Linked DNA regions of Homo sapiens: all the other regions are linked to region 2. Evidence: chromatin loops called from intact Hi-C (ENCODE). Cell type or tissue: psoas muscle. All regions are shown on one strand.

The links. Hi-C counts contacts between places; a loop is a spot of excess contacts. Peaks named below come from ENCODE experiments on the same cell type or tissue, not always from the same donor. Only the 100,000 strongest peaks of a DNase experiment are listed, where the experiment ranks them.
Region 1: a loop joins it to region 2, with 4 times the contacts of the local background. A loop is called at or near these places in 22 of 110 quality-filtered maps.
Region 3: it touches region 2 in a loop (5-fold over the local background); 61 of 110 quality-filtered maps call a loop at or near these places.
Region 4: a loop joins it to region 2, with 3 times the contacts of the local background. A loop is called at or near these places in 66 of 110 quality-filtered maps.
Region 5: a loop joins it to region 2, with 2.2 times the contacts of the local background. A loop is called at or near these places in 7 of 110 quality-filtered maps.

Annotation. Positions count from the first base shown.
Region 1 is chr2:102,594,973-102,599,972 of GRCh38, forward strand. No RefSeq gene overlaps it. Among named protein-coding and RNA genes, the nearest start is that of SLC9A2, 22 kb to the right of the region's middle. In psoas muscle, no CTCF peak of the experiment used is centred here; no DNase peak of the experiment used is centred here.
Region 2 is chr2:102,470,652-102,475,651 of GRCh38, forward strand. SLC9A4 (solute carrier family 9 member A4) reads left to right here and starts at 2,575. Exons shown (of 12, transcript NM_001011552.4): 1 at 2,575-3,364. The coding sequence starts at 3,109. In psoas muscle, a CTCF peak has its summit at 2,453 (motif pointing right); a DNase peak (open chromatin) is centred at 2,465.
Region 3 is chr2:102,701,684-102,706,683 of GRCh38, forward strand. It overlaps SLC9A2 (solute carrier family 9 member A2), which reads left to right. Exons shown (of 12, transcript NM_003048.6): 9 at 723-819; 10 at 2,861-2,992; 11 at 4,163-4,253. LOC124905954 (a long non-coding RNA gene) reads right to left here. Exons shown (of 3, transcript XR_007087163.1): 2 at 2,508-2,626; 3 at 813-1,044. Among named protein-coding and RNA genes, the nearest start is that of SLC67A2, 33 kb to the right of the region's middle. In psoas muscle, a CTCF peak has its summit at 2,266 (motif pointing left); no DNase peak of the experiment used is centred here.
Region 4 is chr2:102,614,112-102,619,111 of GRCh38, forward strand. No RefSeq gene overlaps it. Among named protein-coding and RNA genes, the nearest start is that of SLC9A2, 2.9 kb to the right of the region's middle. In psoas muscle, a CTCF peak has its summit at 1,928; a DNase peak (open chromatin) is centred at 1,910; H3K4me3 peaks cover 697 bases; H3K27ac peaks cover 654 bases.
Region 5 is chr2:102,517,562-102,522,561 of GRCh38, forward strand. It overlaps SLC9A4 (solute carrier family 9 member A4), which reads left to right. Exons shown (of 12, transcript NM_001011552.4): 9 at 2,298-2,394. Among named protein-coding and RNA genes, the nearest start is that of SLC9A4, 47 kb to the left of the region's middle. In psoas muscle, a CTCF peak has its summit at 2,639 (motif pointing right); no DNase peak of the experiment used is centred here.

The DNA.
Region 1 (5,000 bases), 120 kb after region 2:
AGGGCTGGTGGAAGTTCTATTTAAAAGTGCACGGAAATTGACTATTTTGTCAGGTCATTACTGCTTACCTACAAACAATTTGTGGAACACTAGTGTTTTAGCTTGTTTACTTTTGTTTTTTTGGTGCCATATAAATGATGGGTCACTGACATAATTTAATACCTTAAATTATATATATAGTTAATATCTTAAAATAGAGCTTCTAACCAATATAATGGATTATGAGAACCTAGCAAGATATTCCAAATGCATTTTAAAGCATTAATTATTGATTTAAAAAAGGACAAAAATGACACTGCAAAAATTTTTACGTTTTTACTTTGAATGCTTTTGACTTGGCTGTATAATAATCAATATCTCAAAGCTCATGAATATTTGTAAATGATTTAACTATTTAATAATTAGTTAATATTATTTATATTTACTAATATTAATTATCTAATTATCTAATATTAGACATTAATATTAGATGACTGTTTATCTAACTAAACTATTTAGTAAAACATTTTCAAACTACATGTGGATACTTAGAAAATGTATTATCAAAGCCATTTAATTTCCTTCCCCTTTGTAGACGAATTGCTCCTATCATGGTTAATTGTTAACATTAGGAAGAAAAATATAGCTACTTAGATCATCTAATAACTTATTCTGTTAATTTTAGTATGAAGCAGTTAAACTTTGCATTTTCTCAATGTAGTTACTTAAATACAAAATCAAGATTTAGGACTTAATTTTCTCTTTCCTCACATCCAACTCAATACGTATTCTAAAGACAGTTTTAAAAATCTGAATCCCAAAATTTTGCATCTGTAATAAAATTGACTCCCTATACATTCAAAGTCAAAATTATTCCCTGATTTGATGTTCAAGAATTTTATAGAATTTGCTAAACAAAACAAAATATTTGATCATTCCTCACAGAACATAAATCCTGGCCATAACTTACTTGACAATGTCCCTGTTGATGAACACACTTATTTTGTTTCTCACCTTTTGTTTTATAAATGATGAAGCCCAGCTCATCCCTGAAAATCTATTTTGCACATGTGTATTGGTATAGCTGTACATGGAGTCCTAGAAAGTCAATCCTGGGCTCAAATAGATTCCCCAGTTTTACGTTTAATAGAAATTGCCAAATTGCCCCCTAAATACATTAGATCAATTTTCTGTCTAGCCACAGAATAAGAGAATGCTGTCCAGCATCCTTAGTAACAACATGGTTAGTAACTGAAGGTTTTAAATTTTTCCAGTTTTATAGGTAAAAGAAACAATATCTCCATCTTTTTTTTTTTTCTCCAGATAGTGTTTCTCTTTGTTGCTCAGGCTGGAGTGCAGTGGCACGATCTCGGCTCACTGCAACCTCCTCCTCCCAGTTCAAGTGAGTCTCTCGCCTCAGCCTCCCAAGTAGCTGGGATGACAGGCATGCTCCACCACACCTGGCTAATTTTTTATATTTTTGGTAGAGACGGGGTTCATGTTGGCCAGGCTGGTCTCGAACTCCGAACCTCAAGTGATCTCTCTGCCTCAGCCTCCCAAAGTGCTGGGATTACAGGTGTGAGCCACCATGCCTGGCCTTCTCCATCTTATATCAATTTGGAATTCATCAATTATGAATGCAGTTGCAGTTGATATTTGTCAATTTTCAGCTCCTGGCATTCATCCCCCTTGCTCAGCTCCCTCTCACACTTCCCACTGCTATGGGATCATCTTTCAAGGATGGCTGCATTGTGTGTTAGTGGGTAGGAGGTAGAGTCCAGCAAGACAGTGGATGCAATGTGGCTTACCCTTGGACAATATGACCCTCTTGTGGACACTGATTCTTTAAAGAGTGACCCAAGGGCGATGGCACAAGTTGGAGTCACAGTTGCTGCAGTGGCAGCTGCTGTGTAAGTGTGTGATGGCTGCTACATGAGTGTGTGGAGGCTACAGTGTGATGCTGTCTGTGGTCCTTGCAGCACAGTGCTCTAGAGCTCTGTGGCCCTGGTCTAGTTTGGAACATAATAAGCTGGTGTGCTCTGAGCCCCGGATACTTTTCCAATGCATTCAGTTCCTCTTTAAGATAATCAATGCATTCCTTCTCCTTGCAACCACAAATGCTGCCACGATTATATAGAAGTTCATTATAATATTCCTCTAAATTGCAAAACCTTTAAATAGTGACTCCTTCCAGTGCATGAAGATGATCTGATAATTGGTTTATCAAATTCCCAGGAATTCATCTATGGTAATAAGCAAAGTGAATCTAAATTTTAAAAGAACCATTAGAGTGAATGCAACTAGAGAACAGTCATATCAGCTCTCAGTAAGACTGGACATTTTTTAACAAAAAATGTTACACCATGACATACATTGGGAGGGACACACACAATACACAAATGGTGTTCAAGATTTCAAATACAGGACAGGGTCATGAGAACTAACATTTGTTGATCTCTGGCTTCCAAGACTAGAAAAAATAAAGATGGCCAGGCGCAGTGGCTCATGCCTGTAATCCCAGCACTTGGGAGGCCAAGGTAGGTAGGTGGATCACGAGGTCAGGAGTTCAAGACCAGCCTGGCAAAGATGGTGAAACCCCATCTCTACTAAAAATACAAAAATTAGCTGGGCGCAGTGGCAGTCACCTGTAATCCCAGCTACTTGGGAGGTTGAGGTAGGAGAATTGCTTGAATGCCAGTGGCAGAGGTTGCAGTGAGCTGAGATTGCACCACTGCACTCCAGCCTGGGTGACAGAGTGAGACTCTGTCTCAAAAAAGAAAAAGAAAGAAAGAAAAAATAAAGACTTGAGCCTAAGTAAAAATACTTTCATTTCAATTTAGTAACCAGCTAGCAAAAAGCAAAGTATTTGCTTCATTTGTATTTGGACTGTACCAAATACCAATACCTATGCTGAGTAAGTAGACGGCGCTCCCCATGGTCTGCTGTTCTGCCAGGTATAGAGCCCAGGCAGGAGCCATCCAGTTCAAGGAAACCTGGAGTCCCATGAGTGCTGCTATTGTGCCATTAGTCAGGGGAGCGCCTTGTCAGCCTCTAGGGGCTCCCGACTACAGCGGACCACGTTGAGCAACGTCTTGTTAGGTCACAGTTGTAGCCTCTTGTGTTCTACGTGCACTTCAGTATTCTTCACAAGGTAGCCCCAGGTCTTTGGAAGATTTCGCTGTGTCTACCTCAGGAACATTTGTAGCATTCATTGCACAAATTCCTTATGTATGCTATATAAGGGACTGTTCCTGTTTGTTATTGAGTTGTGTATAGGGAAAACCTATGCACACCTGTGTATAGGTTTTCCCTATACACAACTTAATAACCTTCCCTTATTACATGGTTGCATACATAACACAGCAGTTGCTGTATTATGTTGAAGTGTAGTTTTGAACTTTGATTATTTCTCCCTTTCTCTCTGTCTCTCTCTCTCTCTCTTTCTCTCTCTCATCTATCTGTCTCTATATATGCATCCCTCCCTTTGGCCAAAGCAATCTTTTAGTGATATATAATTTACCTAAAATAAAATGCATAGATGTTAAGATTTTGAGTATTTAGCCTGATTAGTTTTGTCAATTGTATACACTCATTTAATCACCACCCACAAGCAAATAGTGAGCATTTCCCAAACCCCAGAAAAACCTCTCATGCTCCTTTCTAGTCAATTCTGCAACCTTCTCCCAAGAGAAAAACAGTATTTTAATTTCTGTCACATAGATGTGTTCTGGCTATACTGACCTTCATATGAATTGAATCATATGACTTTTCTGTTATGTTTCTGAAGTTTATCCAAATTGGTGTGTGTGTCAGCAGATTGTTTCTTTTCACCGAGAAGTATTTTACTTTGACTCAGTGTGTATGAATGAACACACCACAATTCATTGATCCACTCTCCTGTTGATGGGCATTTGAGTTGTCTCCAGTTTGAGACAATTATGAATGAGGCTGCCATGACATTTTTCTCTAAGCCTTTTTGTGGACATAGAGTCTTTCCTTCTCTTGAGTAATACCTAGGAGTGAAATCTCTGGGTCATGGAGTAAGTTTAACTTTATAAGAAATTGCAAAAGGCTTCTCCAATGTGGTTGGACATTGTTACCCTCCTACCAGCAATAGATGAGAGTTCCAGTTGCTTCACTTACAAACATTTAGCTTTGTCAGATATTTCTATAAGAGTCACAATACTGTATGTAAAACAGTATCTCACTGAGGTTTTAATTGGCATTTCCTGATGGTTAATGATGTTGAGCATCTTTTCATATGTTATTGGCTATTTGTATACCTTCTTTTGGGAAATATTTATCCAAGTCTAATAGTGTGGCCATTCTTAATTGGGTTTTTGTGTTTTTATTATTGTTTTCTCTGAGTTATGTATTTTGGATTCAAGTCTTTAGCCAGATATGTGTATTGCAATTTTTTTTTTCAAAATGTCATTATCTCCTAAGGAAAAATGGCAAGTAAATGTCATAACCATTTTCTAGGGTAGCTAGGCCCAAATGATTAAAGTGACAGACCTATATGTCCGGGAATTGATTGACACAAGCTTTCTGTATAATAAACTACCCCAATCTTCAGTGGCTTAAAACAATAAGCGTTTATTTAGCCACCAGAGCGTGATTTGGTTGGGCTCAGCCAAAGCATCTTGGCTGGTGTAGCTCTGCTCCACGGTTTCACTCTCCTCCTGGGGGCAGCAGGTTACCACAGGCATAGTCTTCTCATGGCGTGGCTGAGGCACAAGAGAGCTAGCAGAAACATGCAAGTCCCCTTGAGTCCTAGACTCAGAATGTCACAGTGTTACTTTCACATCAATCTATTGCCTCAAGCATGCCTCGAGGTTGAAACCAGGGTTAAGAGGTAGAGAAATATATCCTGCCCACGGTGAGAGAGCTTTGCTAACTTACTTGAAAAATGGCATAGATACAGAAAGAAATGAAGAATGGGCAGTAATTAATGAAGTCTATCACAGACATGTAAAAGTCGTGTTTACAAGTGAATTTTTTCAATAATTGATGACACAAAA
Region 2 (5,000 bases):
TTAGGCTTGAACATCTCTATATTTTGTTCCAAATAAAGTTAGCATACTTAGAGTTAGTTATAGAGTTCTCTGTTCTATAGCCTGTCTCCTCTCCTTGGCAGAAACTCTGTTCCACTACTCTGGAGATGGGGATAGAGATAGTAACCTACTTCTCTTGGAGTGATACCCCTGGTGTGTGAGTGGGATGCTGGACTGGGGTAGTAGCCACTGGTCATCTTGGTTTATTTCCAGTGTTGTGAAAACTCAGTCTTATGAGTAAGTTGAGAGTTATCGGGGTCCAGTATTCCTAATTTGCTGTTTCTGGGGTAGATTCAGTTACATTTGCCTGCAATAGAGTCTGTTCAACATATTGCTAGGATTGGGGTAGGGCAGAGTTTGGTTACGTATGCTGACAACCTGACTTTTCTGGGTAGAAACTGTAGTCATAAACTGGGATCTGGGATTAGAGGCAGCCCCATCCTCGTGGCTACATTCATCCAGAATAGAGTTTTTCTCACATTGAGCTGAGGGGTGGGTAGAGAAAACAGGCCGTGCCTTCAGGTCTTACCAATATTTAGAAGATTTTTTTCAATTTCTGTCTGCTCTTAGGACAATTTCCAGAGACTGGATGGTTGTTTTTGATTTTTAATGATCTCACCAGTTATAGTTGTTTCACTAGGAAATCTATGGTGCTTCTTATGCTGTCATTCTAGAAGAGCTTCTCCTTTCTTCCCCCTTTCCCCTCACTTTTGCTGCCCTTAGTTTGCACTTCTCATGGAAGCTTTGTCTCACATACACTTTCTGGGGACCTTATACTAAGAAATCATTTTAGAAAGAATGTTCTGACATCTGTAAGAAAGTACTGCATGAGTGGAAGTGATGCCGATGGTTGATGAAGTGGGCTGCTACATCTTAACCTGGACCACAAGTTAGTAGACTGTTGCAGAGCTCAAGTTGTTCTCTTACCATCCTCCCAAGATTGGCATTTTTACTCTGAGAGGGACTGGACTATCAGCCATCAGGTGATCATAAGGCTAAACGGGTTGCCATATACTCACAAAATTTGGAATTTTAGAGCAGGAAAGGGTTACCAGGTATGGACAGCATCTTTATTTTATAGATGAGAAAACTATAAAGGCTCAAACTATAAGGCTCAAACAGGTAATTTTCCAAAGCCAATCAGATAACTAATGTCTGAGTACATAAGTCTTTTGATTCTTCATTTTGGTCTTTCCACAAGGCACTATGTGAGACTTGCTCCCTCATTTCTTTTTAGAAAGAAAAGTACAATAAAATGCAAATAAAAATAAAACACCTATTATAAAGCAGCTTTCTATTAAAGGATATTCATATATTCTTTGAGAAAAAATAATCGACTCAATATGTGTACCCTTCTTGTAGTCCACCTGATAGTCTCATTTCAGTGACTGAATCTAATCTATTCTGGAGTCAAACTGAAGGAAAAAGAAAAAATATTCATATGTGAACTTTTAATTCTATTGCCTCACTATGAATTTGCATCTAGGTGTTAGCCCTTCTCAACCATTCCTTTCTCAATTTCCCAGTGATGTTAGCTGAGTGTGTGTGTGTGTGTGTGTGTGTGTGTGTGTGTGTGTGTGTGTGTGTTGGCTGGGGGGAAATCCCCTGCACTCACTAATATGAACTAAGAAAAAACAAAACACAAAGCATCTTGCAGTTTGATGTAAAAGAGATGTTGGGGTAGTATATGGATGATGTATTATTCTCATTTTTTACTGAGTATCAGTAATCATTGCAAAAGTGTTGTATCTTATCCTAAAAGTATAAGAAATGTAATTTAAAATAAAAACTAACATTTAAGTGCCAACTACATGCCAAATTCTTTACTTGCTTTATCTCATTTAATGTTCCTAGCTACTCAATGAGGCAGATATTTTCCTCTCTGTTTCAGATAAGGAATTTCTGAAAGGTAATTAACTTCACCAAGGTCACCTGGCAACAAGTAGAAGAGCGAGAAGTAGGCTCATAAAAATTATCTCAAAATTCTTTCATCAACATTCTATGATGCTGCTTCTTTTTAACAACAACAAATGTTTTTTAAATGGAAAATCTGGATGTGCCATGGAGTTTTACAAATCCAGGTATTTAGGTGTATTTATGGAACTTGTTCTTTGGCTTCCTGTTTTTTAAAAATTATAGTGTAAAGTTCATAGAGATCTGGAACTTCATTCCTTCTATGAATGACTGCTCATGGAGTCTGGTAACATGCAAAAGTTTCAGTGTTTGCTACCATCCTTGTTGTTACCACCTCCTTCTTATCCTCCTTCTTCCTCATGTATAGAGACCATATAAGACAGTTTGCTGGACAATTCTGGTTTGTGCCTATAGCTTTGCATAATTATCATTATTATTCATTCCCCAAAGTGTCCTGGTTTAGATAATTTCATGGTCACCTTAACGTTCATAACTGAAAGTGTCAAGGGTGTTGTATTGCAGGTGCCCACTAGGTGTCAGCAGTGTGACCTCCAGAGAACCCTCAGAGAAAGGATTTCATTACAAAAGTCAAATCAAAGCAAATAATTAAGTGTAGTTCCAGAGCTACCTGAAGCCGTGGTCATTCAAAACAAATGAGAGGACAGGGGGAGGAGAGAAGGAACAAGCGCAGATCAGGTAGCTCCTTCTTGGGATCTGATAGACAGGGAAGGTTTCCTTTCCTCATTAGAAGGACTCCAGTGATCTGTGGAATGAGCACTACAGTATCCTTTTAAATTTTCACCCACAAGACAAAGCCAGTATGCAGTGAAATGAGGAAATGCCTTTAAGTGAAGAGATTTTTATTTCTTTCATAAATTGCTCAAGCCATGATTGGATGGAGGTCCTCCAGGTAGCTCCATGGACTTTAACAAGTCTATTGAATAACTGCATTTGAGTTGGAAGCTGAGTTGCCTGAACACAAACGATTTAAACCAGATTAGAAAGTGTCTACATACAGAGCTCAATAACACACTCGGAATCTTCTTGGGAGGACCCACAGACTGTACCTATATTACTTTTGACCCAGGTGGATGCAGTCACTCTCTAGAAGCCTCCCCGACTTCAGATGTGTGGCACACATCCACACAGGGGTGTAGGTAGGAGAAGCCCACAGGAATGGCTCTGCAGATGTTCGTGACTTACAGTCCTTGGAATTGTTTGCTACTGCTAGTGGCTCTTGAGTGTTCTGAAGCATCTTCTGATTTGAATGAATCTGCAAATTCCACTGCTCAGTATGCATCTAACGCTTGGTTTGCTGCTGCCAGCTCAGAGCCAGAGGAAGGGATATCTGTTTTTGAACTGGATTATGACTATGTGCAAATTCCTTATGAGGTCACTCTCTGGATACTTCTAGCATCCCTTGCAAAAATAGGTAAGTCCTTAAACACCTGGTTTGGTGAGTTATCTTTTTACATAAGATAGTGAATGTGAAAATGCCTTATAGATAACGGGCTAAGAGGATTTTAACTGTTACTGCTATTACATTAAAAATTCTCTTCCCTTCAGTCAAGGGAAAGTCATAACTGCATTTTACTAAGCTATTTAATACTTTGAGATTGCTCTTTGAAATTTGAGAGCATACTTCTGGGTACTGGGCTGTGTTGGTTTCTTCTCATTTCAGGGTGACAACCATGTGACATTGTTGACATGCAAAACTCTCAAATTCTATGCTTTAAAAATATAGAGAATAAAGCACGTAGACCTGGGCATGATGCAAGGTGGAAATTTCAGGAAACACATAATGTTTCTTCTGTAAAATATTCTTGGCTGTGTAATTGTGGGCTTCATCAATCACCCCATTGTTTATTCTTTAAAAGTAGCGTGTGCTTCTTGCAAATTGACAGAAAGCAAAAAACAAGAAAACCATAGGCAACTTGTATTACTCAGTGATGGGATGTCGGGGCATATAAGATTATATCTGTCAGTAAAATATTAGTTTATACCTACCAAGTGGGGCCAGTGAGGCACCTCTAATTTCCTTTGTGAAATAAAGTGAATCCAAGTTAATAGATTAAATTCCAATCAAGGGATCTTTGTGTCAAAAACCAAAGAGGTGGCTATACTCTGTGACTGTTTAATCCCTAACTGCTCCTCCTTATCTCTTTAAAACCAGCTTATTCTAAAGTGGAAAATTAATATAATTATCTCAAATGCTAAGCACAATGCCTCCTTTGCCTCAGCTATAAACTTTATGCTATTTGAGTATGTAGATTGCCTTATTGAGATAGAATCAATGAAACATTTTAATTCTCATTTATTTATATGTGTATGTTTTCTCTAGGATGGGTGTGTAATGTGGGTTGAGCCTTGAGGTCTGGCAGTTACCTTCTGTGTGCTCTGGCTATTCACTTAGCTCCCTCCCTGTGGGTGTGGGGACACTGGTATAGGTGTCCCCTTTAGACTCTCCTTTATAGTTGCTATTCATTTTGAGCTAGTAAAGTGTGAATATTAAATAGGAATGTTAGTTTGAAGAAGTCTTGTGCAATTTGCTTAGTGAATAAGTTACACAAAGGATCTTACTATATTTTTAAGAGGTATACAAGTAAAAATGGCTTTCCAAATGGATAACATTCTCAGTTCAGAACAGTCTAACATCTTTTGTGAAATCATATAGACACTGATTGTGTTCAAGGTGATCTTACTTGGTACTTGAGTTTTCCTTTTAAAACAATATGCTAGAGATTCTGTGTTCCCTGCTCCCCATTCCACAACCTGGCTTCCTCTTCACAGAAATGGCTCAAGTCAATCTGAGTACCAGGAAACTCGTCCTGTCACTGACTAGCTAGTTGCTCTGTTTATCAGTAAACATCTAAACGCAGAAAGGCTGCATTTTGTCTTGGTTTTATATTTGTGTAAAACCTAGCTTGTTTTGTAGAGGCATTGTATGCACCCAGATTCATTCTGTCTAGGAGCGAAGAACACTGTGAAAATACGATTATTCATAGAACTGTTGGTTTAAATGTTCTTGATTTTCATGATGTAATTTAACATACTTTAGAAAAAAAGAG
Region 3 (5,000 bases), 230 kb after region 2:
AAAGCAGCAGAACCACCAATAAATAACATAAAAATATTAAAAAATCATGTCACTAAATAGACTGTGAGAAGGACATTATTTATAGTATGAGAGTGGAAACAAGAAAGCAGATGTCTCCTTGTTCAACATCTTCAGGGAAACTGTGTCAAGTGACTCAAATTTTTTGTCACTCTCCATATGTCTGAGAATAACTGCAAAAATACTGAAATTCTGATATTGGGTTTATAAATCAATATTAGCAAGTAGGTGAGGTGAGTTCATGATTATGGAACCCACAAATGAGGATTGACTGGATATACATACATGTTATAAATGGTGTGTTTGCAAATATTTATGATGAGGTTTTTAAAATATGAAAACTTAATGGTAAATTGAAGTCAATTAGGTTTCTGTTGGAGAAAACTATTCTATTTTACTTTATTTATGGAGTGTTAGAAATAATAAAGTGAGGTAGCATTATAAGCCATTGTAGTTTTTCTTCCCTGAAAACATAATGACATGAATAGATTCTGAAAACTTGTGAATTGTTAAACTTGCCATGAATGATTTTGAAACTGAAATAAGAGTCACAGAATTTGGAATTATTTTAAGTTATTGAATAATCCCTAAGTGCTATTTTTACAAATTAAGACTTGTCTTAAATACTTATATCTCTAAGGAAGAAAATCAATGATTCTAATATTTGTTGAAAGGTAAAATATTCTTTTTCTAAACTTTCACAGTGATTGTCGTGAAGAAAAAATAAGGAAGGTCACGTCCAGTGAAACTGATGAAATTCGAGAACTCTTATCAAGAAATCTCTATCAAATCCGTCAGCGAGTAAGAATAATTTATGTAGCAAAATATTTACTTACCTTTGGCTAACAGGATGCCTTCTGGTTTTGTGCTGTAACTGGAGGCTGCATCTTGACACTGGGCTCAGCAGGTCCCATGCTGGGCATCTTCTCTCCTTCTGCTTCTCTCCATCCCTCTTCAGGGTCCTACTATCCTCCTGGACACCATGGCTGAAGCCTTGGGGTCCCCTGGGAGTTCTGCTGCTGTGGGCTTGGATACAAAGAAATACACGTTGACTAATTTTAAAGAAATGAATTGATTGCTGTTTGTTTTAAAGAAATAGTTTTATAGCTTAGACTTTAAAAATGGACCTCACCCTCCTTGTTATTTATAAAGTGCTATAGTTTCTTCTCTTCTGAGCCACTTCTTTCACTTCGTTTCCATTGTTAGCACCTTATTCTAATAATTTGCTAACAACACAGCTACAGAGTAGAGAGTGTCCTCAATTTTCCAAGCCCCATTTCAGTGTGTTGCATGCATTAACTCATTTAATCCTCCAGTGAGTGGTAGGTGTTACTGTTGTCGCCATTTCACAGATAAAGAAATTGAGGCACAGGGAGGTGAAGTGGCACACGGGCCACACAGCTTGTCAGGAGTCCTCCTTGCTCATGTGGGGGCTGTTTCAGCAGCTTCTTAGCTGGTGTCCCCATAAGGTGTCCCCATTTCATCCACGTGACTCTTACCTGACCCTTTTTCCTACAGTACCTTTTAATTTAAAATGAAACAAAACATTAGTTGTGGCTCCCAAGCTAAACTATTCGTTGAAAATTTGGACTCTATTTCCAAGTTCCACTTTATCCAACCATATTTCCACATCTGCCTCACCCATCTGCTCCCTGAAACACCCAGGGAGTGAGAGGTTCTGTTTTCGTTCTTTGGCCCAGGTAGCTTTCTCGCTGTCCCCTGGGAGCATCTCACACCTTCCTGTCAGCTGGTCAAAAGCCTCCAGTTTTTAAGGCTCCCCCAACAGCCACCATATTATTCCCATCCTTGTGGTTAAATGGAATAGCACTTGGAGCTTATACTGTACCATGTAGATACAGCACTTATTTCCATGATTTTGCATAATTTTGTTAGCCTTAGATGCTCAGTGAGATGGTAAACTGCTCAAGGCAGGAATGAAGCCTTGTTCTGTGTTATGTTTGCATCTCTCAATAGAACCTAATATATTTCTGGACACAGGGATATTCCCAAGAAGTACATGTTTATTCTATCAGAAATGAATTTAATTATTATTTATGATTTAGGAAACACATTTCTATATAGCCTATAAAACTAAAAGTGGATTCCATGTACAGCCCTAGTTTAGAAATTTTACTTTTCAAACACTGGGATGTAATCATTGTGGGGAGTGTCACCAGCTCTCTTCATGTAACAACCCAGTTGAAAAAAGGGAATGTGCTGAAGTTAATCAGAAGGGCATGGCACCACCAAGTGGCTCAAAGTGGTTTGTTTTTAATGTCAGTAATTCCTATTCAAAACAGACTGTAGGATGGTGGCTTGTATTTTATTTCCAGATATTCATGATGGCTAAATACCTACAAGAGGCTTCAAGGTAGACATGGCACTTGATGAAATCAATCATTGTTCTCATTTATGAAAATCACACTTTTCAATGAAAAACAAACCTTATGATCTGACTTTTATTAAAGGATGAACTATGTGGCACATACCTGTAATAACAACTTGGAAGGCTGAGGTGGGAAAGTTGCTTGAGCCCAGGAGTTGGAGGCTGCAGTGAGTTATGAGTGCCACTGCATTCCAGCCTGAGTGACAGATCAAGACCCCAACTCTAAAAAAAAGAAAAATAAAAAAACACAAAATGAAAAGAAAATATAAATTCTTTGAAGATCTGAAGACTGTTAACTTTTATACTGTTAATTTAATTTTTTGCTCTGCACAGAAGTTATAAGTGCTTAGCTGAGGTGCAGATCCAAAGAAATGTGGTAAAGTCTTGGAATTTCTGGGGGAAATGATCAGGTTTTTGTTTTTGTTTTTTAATGTCCTCTATATGTTTTCATTCCAGACTTTATCCTACAACAGACACAGTCTGACAGCCGACACAAGTGAGAGACAAGCCAAGGAGATTCTGATTCGCCGGCGACACAGTTTGCGAGAAAGCATTAGGAAGGACAGCAGCTTGAATCGAGAACACAGGGTAACTGAGTGTGCGCCTCTAGGAGACTTCCAGGGGTGGAGCCGACAGCTATTCCATTGATCAGCTGATGGTATCATCAGCTCTGCAGATCAAGTGGCTGTTGACAGTTCTCTGAGGAGCTGCAGGAAGGCTGGGGTGGCCGGGGGAAGTGAGTGTTCACAGGTATTGTGGCCAGCATTGCCACTAGTTCAAGGAACTGTCAATAGATAAGGAAAGCCATTTAAAAACAATATCGTGGGCCGGTCGTGGTGGCTCATGCCTGTAAATGCCAGCACTTTGGGAAGCCGAAGCCGAGGCAGGTGGATTGCCTGAGCTCAGGAGTTCGAGACCAGCCTGGGCAACACGGTGAAACCCCATCTCTACTAAAATACAAAAAAAAAATTAGCTGAATATGGTGGCGTGCGCTTGTAATCCCAGCTTCTTGGGAGACTGAGACAGAAGAATCGCTTGAACCTGGGAGGTGGAGATTGCAGTGAGCCGAGATTGGGCCACTGCACTCCAGCCTGGATGACAGAGCGAGACTCCTTCTCAATAATAACAATAATAATAATATTGTGATATATTGGTTTCACATAGCAAGAATTGAGGCTTATTTTTAATAATATCCTATATTGGGTTGTCAGAAATCAAAATGGTTATATGTGAACAAGGAGTTATTTTATGTGTAAAATGTAGCAGTGTTAATTAAAAGTTAATTTAAAACACTAGCGACTGCGGTATTTGAAATGCCAGTAAATTAGCTGTAGTAATACTTTTTGTTCTATTAATATCATTTTTAAGATATATTAAAGTGAAAAAAAAAACACCTTACATATATATATTGTAAACATATCTTCTTCCCCATACATGTAGGTTCTAAGTCTTTCTGGCAGTACTTTTATACATAGATGTTTCAGTAGCTTTTCTTTGAGAAGACCCAGTGGTTTTCATATTTGTTTCTAATTTATTTCCCACTTATTCCTATTTCCCTTTGTAGAGATCTCCATTCCATTCTGGAAGGGATTTAATTATTTCAAGTTATAATAGTTATAGCCCCTCACAAAGTAATTTTGGAATCAGAAATTAAAATTCTGATTTTTAACATGAAGTTTTGCTATACAATTTTTAATCTTTAATATACAATAAGTGCCATTTGTATAGTTTAAGTAAGATTTTATATTTCTTTTACAGGCTTCCACTTCAACCTCCCGATATTTATCCTTACCTAAAAATACGAAGCTTCCAGAAAAGCTACAAAAGAGGAGGACTATTTCTATTGCAGGTAGTGAATATAGTTGGAGCAGAAAAATTTTAAATTTATTTGCCAATGTTTATAAACTAGACAAATTTTCCTATTATTTTTCTTCATTAAGAATGAGTTCCGGCCGGGCGCGGTGGCTCACGCCTGTAATCCCAGCACTTTGGGAGGCCGAGGCGGGTGGATCACGAGGTCAGGAGATCGAGACCATCCTGGCTAACAAGGTGAAACCCCGTCTCTACTGAAAATACAAAAAATTAGCCGGGCGCGGTGGCGGGCGCCTGTAGTCCCAGCTACTCGGGAGGCTGAGGCAGGAGAATGGCGTGAACCCAGGAAGCGGAGCTTGCAGTGAGCCGAGATTGCGCCATTGCAGTCCGCAGTCCGGCCTGGGCAACAGAGCGAGACTCCGTCTCAAAAAAAAAAAAAAAAAAAAAAGAAAAAAAAAAAAAGAATGAGTTCCAATGAGAACACTTGGACACAGGAAGGGGAACATCACACGCCAGGGCCTGTTGTGGGGTCGGGGGAGTGGGGAGGGATAGCATTAGGAGATATACCTAATGTAAATGGCGAGTTCATGGGTGCAGCACACCAACATGGCACATGTATACATATGTAACAAACCTGCACATTGTGCACATGTACCCTAAAACTTAAAGTATAATAATAATTTAAAAAAAAGAATGAGTTCAAGAGTTTGCAAATCTAAAATAATAACTGGGTGAATTTTAATTCGCATTGCAACCTTTTGGAATGGCATTCTGTGCAGATTCT
Region 4 (5,000 bases), 140 kb after region 2:
GATGGATGGATGGATGAAAAACCTAAGTAAAGATAGGTAAGGCATAATGTAATACCCACTAAGTTTTAAGCTAATGTTGTCCCTTTTAGATGTTTTCAAGTTTTAAGGCTGATAGTAGAACAATATGAGCTCAGGGACTGCAGGGAGTACAGAGATTCAGAGGTATACTCACCAGATTTTCTTCCCCATAAAGAAATTACTAAGAAACCACAGAAACAGTCGTCTGTGAACAATCTGGACCTCATTCAGATTGGAAGCAGCTGAAGAGATTTTCTGAGGTAAACTCTTGTTAGTTAAGATCTACACAAACATGTTTTTTAGAGTGAACTTTGGTTGGATAAATGGAAACTCAAAAGCCTTAGGAAATTACTAAAGATCGTAGAGCAGTGGAAAGTGGAGAAAGGTGCTTGAGTGAAGACTGGCATTTTTTGAAGATAGGCATTTTTGACTCTGCTTTCTCTATTTCCAAGACTGGAAATGGTCAGATTTCTATTTCCAGTATGTTAGCAGTTAAGTAAATTCTAGAATAGTAAACAAAATATACATTTGCAAAAGTAGTCCTTATTTCCCACTCCTATTTCTAGAAAAATCTTTGCCATGATCCCTTGAAGCACTCTCATTTATTGGGTCCCCAAAGGTACAAAGAGGCTTAGTTGCAGGTACCTAGCAACTATATATACTCTACAAATATTTGTTGAATCGATGAGTGAGTGTGCCTTATATGTAACAACAGAATTCTATTTAGAAGTTCCTATGGGAACTGTAAAAGTCATTTACTATCCCTCTAAAATCATCCTTATTTCTGTATCTCTCTTTCCCCTAAGAAGTAGGGTATATAAGCATCAGTACCCAAGACAGACCTCAGTTTTTCTCCCTGCAAGATCAGTTCAGTTTTTGCTTTCTGATTGCATTGCATGTCAGAGTTCAGATGATACACGACAGAGTTGAAAGGACAGGGAGTCTCTCTTCCCACATGTGACATCACAGTATCTGGAGCAGGATGTAGGTGTGTGTCCATTCTACACGGATGTTTTAGATTAATATCTTAAATTTTTAAAACCTTTTATAAAGAAACATAAAGTTACTTGTCCCCAAGTCCCTTATTTTATGGAGGAAAACCAAAGCACTGAAAAACTTGGTGGTTGGATATCTGAAAGCTGACTCTTAGCTTAAATATATTAGGAGGATTCAACATTAAAAGTAGCACTGTTAGCTGGGTGTGGTGGTGTGCCTCTAGTCCCAACTACTTAGGAGGCTGAGAAGGAAGGATCACTTGAGTCCAGGAATTATTAGGAGTTTGAGGCCAGCCTGGGCAACACAGTGAGACTCCATCTCTACAAAACCAAACAACAACAAAAAAGTACCAAGATTATTTATAAGCTTGAATTTGCAGAAAGTACCTTTTCATAAAGCAAAACATTTCTCTGCTGAAACAAATATATTTGGCCAAAAAGAAAGAGAGGAAAGTATTAATTCTGTGGGCATCAGTAAAATGTTCACGCCACTGCATGACTGCTCTCTAAGAAGAAGTCCTTAGATTTTTGCTGAGAATTAAGTCTCTTAAAAAAAGAAAGTAGTTTAAACATTGAGAACTTTCAAATATAATAATAAAATAACCAAATCAACAGTATTATGAGAGTCAACTTTTTATAGGCAAAGATTCTCAATTGATATATTACACAACTAATGGCTAGTGGTTGTGCAATGCACATTTTAAAGAAAGGGGAATATAAAATATGAATATTATAAAAATGTGCAAAGAATAGTATGACATATTAATATCTAACTATTATTAGTAACTATTGCGACTATTACACTGGTATCTGAGGATGGAGCCGTTCCCTGGTCTCTGTCTCTTGATAGAGCATACATTGCTCCTGCATGCTAGCTTCTAAGGGAGGTGCTAACCTCTGGCGCCGCACTGTGGTGCAGAAGAGCTACTGCCACTAATGAGCAGTTCCCTTCCTCTGTGTCAGCTTCCACTCTGCATCTGAAAAAGACAGATAGCACATTAAACCTTTTGGAGTTGTGAAGAATATGTTTGCTGGCATGCAGAGACCTCTACCTGCTCCTTCATACAGAAGTTCCTGAGGTTTCAACATTCTACAACTCTTCAGTAAGCTCTAAGTTCTGTATGGCAAGAGACACAAAGTTAAACCTCAGTTCCTCCTGAAGTTTCCAGTGCAGGAGCGGGGGATTTAAGATCAGTCCTGGGTTAGGTCAGGATCCTAATCTCCTCTGCACAGCTCACAGTTTTATATTTTAAGGTGCATGTCCTCTTAAGCTAACTCAGCTTTATCTTACTAGTTTCTTTCCCTTGTACCAGGAAGTATTCCAAAATCCTTTGTGATTCCTAGTGATGCCAGATCTACTCTCTTGCTTGATGGCTGTATAATTCAGGAGAGTTACTCCTATTAAAGTATTCCATTAAATACAGTAATATTCTAATGGACCACTCTTGAGCAAAGTGCAGAGAAAAGTACGCATTTGCCTTAGAAGGTTCATAAATTCCTAGTAAATATTTCTATGCTATGTGAAAGTCAATCTGAAATCAGGTAACTATAATTTCTAAAAATATTTAGAAATCTTGTAATGTGATTAAATTCACACATCATTTGGGTAGAAGGGGGAAAAAAGACATGAGAGATGCCAAAATGTGAATGAGGGATCACTGGAGAAAACATTTCATGTAAAACTAGGAGAATTCATGTCCATCCTGCAACTGGCCTAACTGTGAGAAAGCCCTGCAGCTCAGATCCGTAGTGTGTGAGAGTTGTTGATTTCACCGTCAATTCATACATTTATTCGTCCAACACATATTTAGCGGGTACTCACTGTCTCCGGGCAATATGCTAGGAGCTAAAGATAAAAGAATGAGTTAAACAGACCAATACCTTCACAGAGATGTTCAGTGGGAGAAAAGCAAAATGATTAAGTGCTGAAAAGTTATGGGAGATCAAAGGGCATAAAAGAAGACCCCCCAATTAGTCCAGAAATTCAGCTACCAGGTGAGACGTCCAAAGGTCGCTAAGAAACCACTAAAGGATTTTAAATGTGTACACACGTTTCGCTTCTTGCTTCAGTCATCCCATGGGTGGTGTTATCACTTTCACGGCTGAGCTCCTAGTCAGAGGGCACTTTGAAGAAATAGCCAGGCCAAGTCGCTCTCAGCATAGGGGCATAATTTAACTCTTTTTAAATTTGCTTTAAGGGAAAGATGAAAAGAATGTCTTTTTAGACTAATTTCTTCGCCTCCCATTTACAAGAATAAATAAAACGACTTTTTTTTCAAATGTAAAAAAAAGTGGATAGCCTTTAACTGCAGTAGCATAGATGTATAAAGTTGAAGTGATACCACATAAGGTTTACAGGCAGTGAGGGCCCGGAAACAGATTTGTCATTCATTTTCTTGTTCATGATACACAATTATTCTTAAAAGTGTTGTGTGACAAACTCCTAGAAAGTATTGTCTAAATGTGCCCTCTCCCTATTACTATGTCACTAAGTTTGTAGAACTGCCTGATTCACTTACCAAAACTTTATCCTGCTGTAACTTTTTTGAACAATCCCTGTAATATTCTCCACTGCTTATTTTAAAGTAGCTGAGAATATAGCGTGCTGTTTATGGGCAACTAGTCATGGGGTAGAGGGTGAGATGATACCAGTGTTAGCCTGGGCAGGCCTGGGTGTGAATTCCATCCAGACACTTACTTAATATGTAAACTTGATTAAGTCTATTTGTTTATTTTTACACATTTCTACACTATATTTCTTCACTTATAAAATGGGTAAAAAATATCTGCCTCTTTGGATTTTTACGATTGACAAAAAAATGCAAGTAAAGTGCCTTGTATTGAGCTTCCCATGTAGAGACAGATACTCAAAAAATTTAAAAATCTCTTATTTGCTGCCTTTTCACAGGGGTATGTTAGGCACATACCTTTAATAAACGTTTCCAGTGAAAGGAGAAGGGGAGGCTGAGTTTTGGATGCCCAATGATTCTTCTCAAGATAATATCTTTAGTTTCAATTCTGTAGCGCTTTTGAAAAACTGATGCTTTGTGAAATATCAAATGAAGTAGTGCTCTGTAACATCTCCCAGAATTCTTCTCTCTTTTTAGCCTGGACTTGTCCCTCCATTACTTTGAAGACCCAAAGAGGACTGTTCCTTATTTTCTTCTATGCAGGTGGAGGATTTTTTTTTCTTGTACCCTCTGCTGACATCTCACTGATTTTCTATGTTAGAACTTTGAAAGAAAAAAAAAAAAAAAACGGCTTTGAAGGTCGAACTGCCTGGTGTTTGTTTAATAGTAGAAGCCACGTGTTTTGACACATCAAAGATTAAGAAAAGAGAAGGATTTTATTTCATAAATATCAAAGGGAAAACTTTCAGTTAATTGAATGGCAACTAGTCCCCTTTGTGCTCATTTCGGTTTCTGGCGATAAAGATGCTCAAACAGTGAGATCGCAACCAGTGAAGGAGGCGCTCTGAAGGACAGGAAAGGTTGGCTCTGCATGAGAAAGCCCTTTTAGATCCAGAAGAAGAATCACGCTTCCTTTCTTTTCCTGACCACAGCCTGTCCTGTAATTAGCGGAGCAAGTCAATCTGAGCGAGGCAAATCACTGGTTTTCCATGAAATAATTATATTTCTTATGCTCTTGGACATGTACACCTCTAAGCCTAAAAGCGGAGAAAGATGTTTTGGTTTTTTTTACGTGAGCTGGGGGAGGGAGAAGAAAAGTGGCAGCGACAGTGTAGCAAATGGGTGAAAGCAGCACAATGTGGCAAGAGGAGAGAACAGGATTCCGATTCCGTGGGGGCGTGGGAACACTGAGTTCCGCGCAGGGAGTTTCCCTGTTCAGAGCACCTTGTGCGCGAGTTGATAACTCTCGGAAAGGAAACAAAATTTGGCTTTCCTAAACTTTCTGTACGTCCAGAGAATCCCATGCCTTGTCTTGGCCTCCGCAGCGCCAGGCTGGGGTGACAGCACTCCTCCTCCA
Region 5 (5,000 bases), 47 kb after region 2:
CACTAATTGTACATTTCAAAATAGCTAGAAGAGAATGATTTGAATGTTTCTAACATAAAGAAAAGACAAAAATGTAAGGTGATGGATATCCCAATTACCCTAATTTAATTATATGAATGTATCAAATTATCACATACACCCCAAAACTATGTACAACTACTATGTATCAATATAAAAGATAAGTAAGAAGAGTTATGGGAAAGATGAACGTTATATTCAATATACGTAGGTTCAGATTTTTCCAGTTTGATTGAAATTATTGCAGAACTTTTATTTAAGGTGATGAAGATCTCCTTTATGGATAATGAATGAATGGTCCAGTGACAAGAGTCTTTTGGTTTATAAGTTGACTTGATATAGAAATGATCACTCATTCAGTTTTTCTAAAGCTGTATCTCCTGTGTTTGTGCTGTGAGTATTTCAGGGACGATTTTGCTAATGAAGTGGCATGAAGAAAACTCCAGGTATCACCTTGCCCAAGGGAATCAATTCTGTAGCTGTAGAATGATAGCTGATATAATTCCATAGCTGCGGCTTCTCAGTGTGGCTCCATGAAGGGAAATGCCTTTGGGATACCTGGAGCACCCATTCCAGCCAGAGCTTGAATGGATTTTAACTAAGTTCGTCCCCCCCAAAGTGGTCAGTTATAAACTGGGAAGAGTGCCAAGTTACAGCTACTGCTATATCAAGTGTAACTTTACCATTTCCTTTATCAATGGTTTTCCCTATTAGGTTGTTTCATAATGAACACATAAATGGAACTATTTGACTAGCTGTTGTTTCTGCTTAGCAGTACATCACATTCACCACATTAAAGGAATGTGTTCAGATTGTGGAAGTGTGTGGGCATATCTAAATCAGAATAAATGTTATGTGAAGGACATTTAAACAGTTAGGTTTAAATGCCCTGATAATAATGTTTAGATCACCAAGGGTGGTAACTGTATATCAATAGAGGTGGCATTTGCAGCTTTACGATATGGAAACTGATTTCGATCAGTTTATAGAGAGGACATTAGTCAGTCTACAGATAGCATTGCTAAACAAAATCCAGGCTTGCTGTGATATTCAGTATCCAAGTCCTTTAATATCTTTTATCAAATGTACATTACTTTTAAAATGTCTTCACTATTTATGGCTGTATTGCTACTAATGTTTTGAAAAATACTTAAAAGGTGGCCTGTATTAAAACTAATAAATACTCATGTCTGTGGCCAATTATCTTAAGAGCATATGCAAGCAGATATCAAAGGCTTCAGTGCCCTTATGCGTTCAAAATTCAAAAGAGCTGAGGCTAGAAACAAACAAACAAACAAACAAACCCATTAAGGTTTATATCAAGATGTTAAGGAAGGTGATAGTATTAAAAAGGGAGTTAATTATTTTTAGTTCTCTCCTTTTTGTTCTTATGTTCCACATGGAATATATATTATTCATGTAATACAAAGTTTTTTAAAATTACTGCCACTAGATTGTAATCAAATACATTTGTCACATGATCATTCTTCCCCCAGCAATGTCAGGACTTTATAATCCCCAGAGGACAATTGTGCATTGACTACTAACCTGGGCACAGGCATAACCCGTTTTTTAATCCCTTTCAGAGGTGGGAAGGGGTCACAGTGTATAATATCTTAGAGCTGGGCTGGCTTTCATGGTATAAATGGTCTAATTGCCCTTGTAAAATGTGATTCTGGTTTCTTCAATTATTTCTTAACCAAAGATAAAATCCCTACAGATACAATTCCAATATAAATGTACTCATGAAACTAATATTCTATTAGATAAATGCTAATCAAAATGTGGTGTGTAGATGGTATTAATCTGTGAATTGCTTGTCACCTGTCCTCAATGAGATAGGTAAGTACAAAACTAGCAAAGAGTTTGTCTTTGAATGAATCATTTTTTTTCTGTTGCATTTAACGGTAAAATATTTGGATTGCATGGTATGGTATCATTTTCTAACAATTGATTTTTATTGTGTTGTACAAACATTTCAGTCTATAACAGATTTGGAGGAAAAAAATAACTTGTTACCACTTTAGACCTTTTTAAAAAAATGGGTTGGAATAATTACCATATATAAGCTATAGCCAAGGGAACAGTATTTTCAAAACCTGAAGTCAAGACATGTGTTTTGACATCAAACCAACTTACTAGAACAATAGGAAAAATTATATGTAGGATTCTGGAACTTAGGATTCCCCTCAGTACAGAGCAAGGCCCACTGATAGTTTTGTGGCACCTCTTGCCAAATGAAAGAATAATGTTTGTCTCTTCTCCAATAATGATTCCAGGGCCCAGAGGATACAAGGAATCAAAAGACTTTCCCCTGAAGATGTGGAGTCCATAAGGGACATTCTGACATCCAACATGTACCAAGTTCGGCAAAGGGTGTGTATGAGCCACCTGTGTTGTCCCCATTTTCTGTCCTTGAAAACAGTCTCTGAAGGGGGAGTCTGTTGATGTTCAAGTCTCCTGATGTTCACGTCACCCTCTGTAAGGTGGTAACTTGCTGAATATTTTCTCTCTGCTTAGTTTGGAGAATAGAAAGTTAATTGTCATGTTTCTGCTGCAAAATTGGTACCTGTGACATAAAAAGAAATGCAAATCTAGTTACCGTCTCTAGGGGGCAGGCTGCCCTAGCCCTGCAGCCTGGTGCTGTCCAGAACTAGCAGGTCTCTGTAGAGAAGCACACACACCACACCACAGAACAAAGATGGCACCAGGATGCTGATCACAGTGCAGTTGTCCCAATTGTATTGACTATAGTAAAGATGAGAAAGTTGAGATAGTTTAGGTTACAATATTGAAACTCTAATTTATAATGAATAAATGCCTGAATAAAAGGAGACATCTTATTTCTCAATTTTGGAACTAGGTATGAAATCTCTACTAGTCCTTGGGACCTGGTCCAAAGTGCATACTAAGAAGATTTCTGAGGACACTGGATGAATCTTTCTGAAACTTTGACTTAGTTAAATAATATTCCATTTAATTAGTCATCTAACGAAGTCATATAATGACAAGTTTTTTCAAGTTTGAGGATTTGATCATCCATTTTAATCCTAATACTTGGGTGTGATTGGAAATGAATTCATTTTGAGGGCCTTTGGTTTTGTGACTGTGTCGTTGATCATAGTCTTAATGAAACTAAAACAAAATCACCTAGGCAAAGCTCCCCATTTTCAAAGAGAAGATGCTGAGGTCAGTGGAGTTGGTTATCTGACTTGTTCAAGGTTACAAAACAAATCCAGGTTAAGAACACAGGTTTTCTACCCACCCACCCAGTGCTCTTTTCATGACTCTGGACTTATATAATCCAATGAAAGTGATTGTTTTCTGGTCTCCTGTTTCAACTCAAAGGTCAATGATTAAGAGGAATGTGTCAGTGAAAGGCTCTGCACCAGCTGGAGGAATACAGGTCAGCACTAATGGTAGTGCGCTTAGAGTAAATTCCATGGCTTTCAAATCATTCCAAGTGAAACTGTTTCAGTAAGACTATCACATCCTGCCTTAGATAAATAATAGATAACAACTTCCTGGTTTGAAAAATGTGGCTAGCTTAGTGAGAGCCAGAACCCATAGGGTACCTGGTACTCAGCCTTTTCCCTATGTGGATGAAGGCCAAGTTTAGGGAAAGGTCTAGAAACGGAGATGGAGATCCTAGGACTCTAATCCAGTCTCAAATAAGGTCAACTGCTCATCCTTTCTTTTCTTCCTTGGATGCAGTTTCCAAGATAGCATCCTTTGGTCTTTTTTAGTAAGTATCCTACTCATTCTGCTTTCCAGTGTTCTACTTTCTAAGCCATACAGCACCTCCCTTCCTCATTGCCCTCGAATTAAAGCACAAAGGCCTCTTTCCATTTAATAAGTTTATTGCTGATGACCTTGGGAGCCAAATGGGGAGAACACAATTGATAAACAGAGGGCAGTTACAAGCCTATGAGGTGGCTTTTTGACTCTGCTTTGCTTACTCCGTAAGTCAAACTCACCAGTCCTACCCCTTCCCGTCTTCCTTTCCTTACTCAGCTTTACAAAGGTCATAAGAATTCTCTCTTCCACCATGGTCCTCTTGATCTCTTGAAGGAAAAGTCTACCTGAAAATGCAACTCAGGACAATTATACATTTACTCTGTTTCTAGCAGACAATCTACATTTTTGAGGAATGTCACAAAGGGTGTACATTAGCCATCCTGCACTCTCTAGCCTGGGTGATAGATGCAGGCCTGGTAGCCAGGGCATTTCTCATTGTTCACATCTTGAAAGAGGCCATCTTGGGCGTCGGGATTTACCTCAGAGCAGGACCAGGATGAATGCAGAGTTTGACTCTGGGCGACCCTAATGCACAGTTGATCCGAAACTGAGCTGGCCCTGCTGGGTCTGTTGCTCCTAGGAGGACTCCAGCCAATTCTGTTTGAAGTCCTTCGACTCAGTACACCCAGGACAGAATCTTCATGGGTGGAAAACTTAAGGGACTCACCTCTGGAGGTTCCCGGTAGGACAACCACAGAAGAAGCTCTCTGAAACACAGTGGGGATGGAGATTGAGAAACACTGTTACTAATCTTACAAGAGAAGAAACTGGCTTCAGCCCAGACCTCCAGGATAGGTCACAGATTGATGGGTGATTCCCGAGTAGCCTGGATAATCAGATCACTCTCAGAATTTCTACATACTTTCAAAGGAAAAGAGCAATTTCAGTTTCCTTTAGCAAATAGTTAATACACATCTAGAATGCACCGGGCATCAGGAACACTGCACTGAAAAAGACAAAGTTCATTCTCCTTTAAGGCTCAAGGTCCAGTGGGAAATGCAAGCTCCACTATAACACAGAAATGGAGGGAGAGGAGCGAAGACACTTGCATGGACATTATATGCATAGAGCCTTCTATGCTCCCTGCAGATAGGCAAAATAGAGAAGCACGTGGGTCATGGGAGGTTATGGGAGGTGAAATGGAAGCCAAATGTCCAAGTGTTCCTTATAAAGTGCAGCCTCCT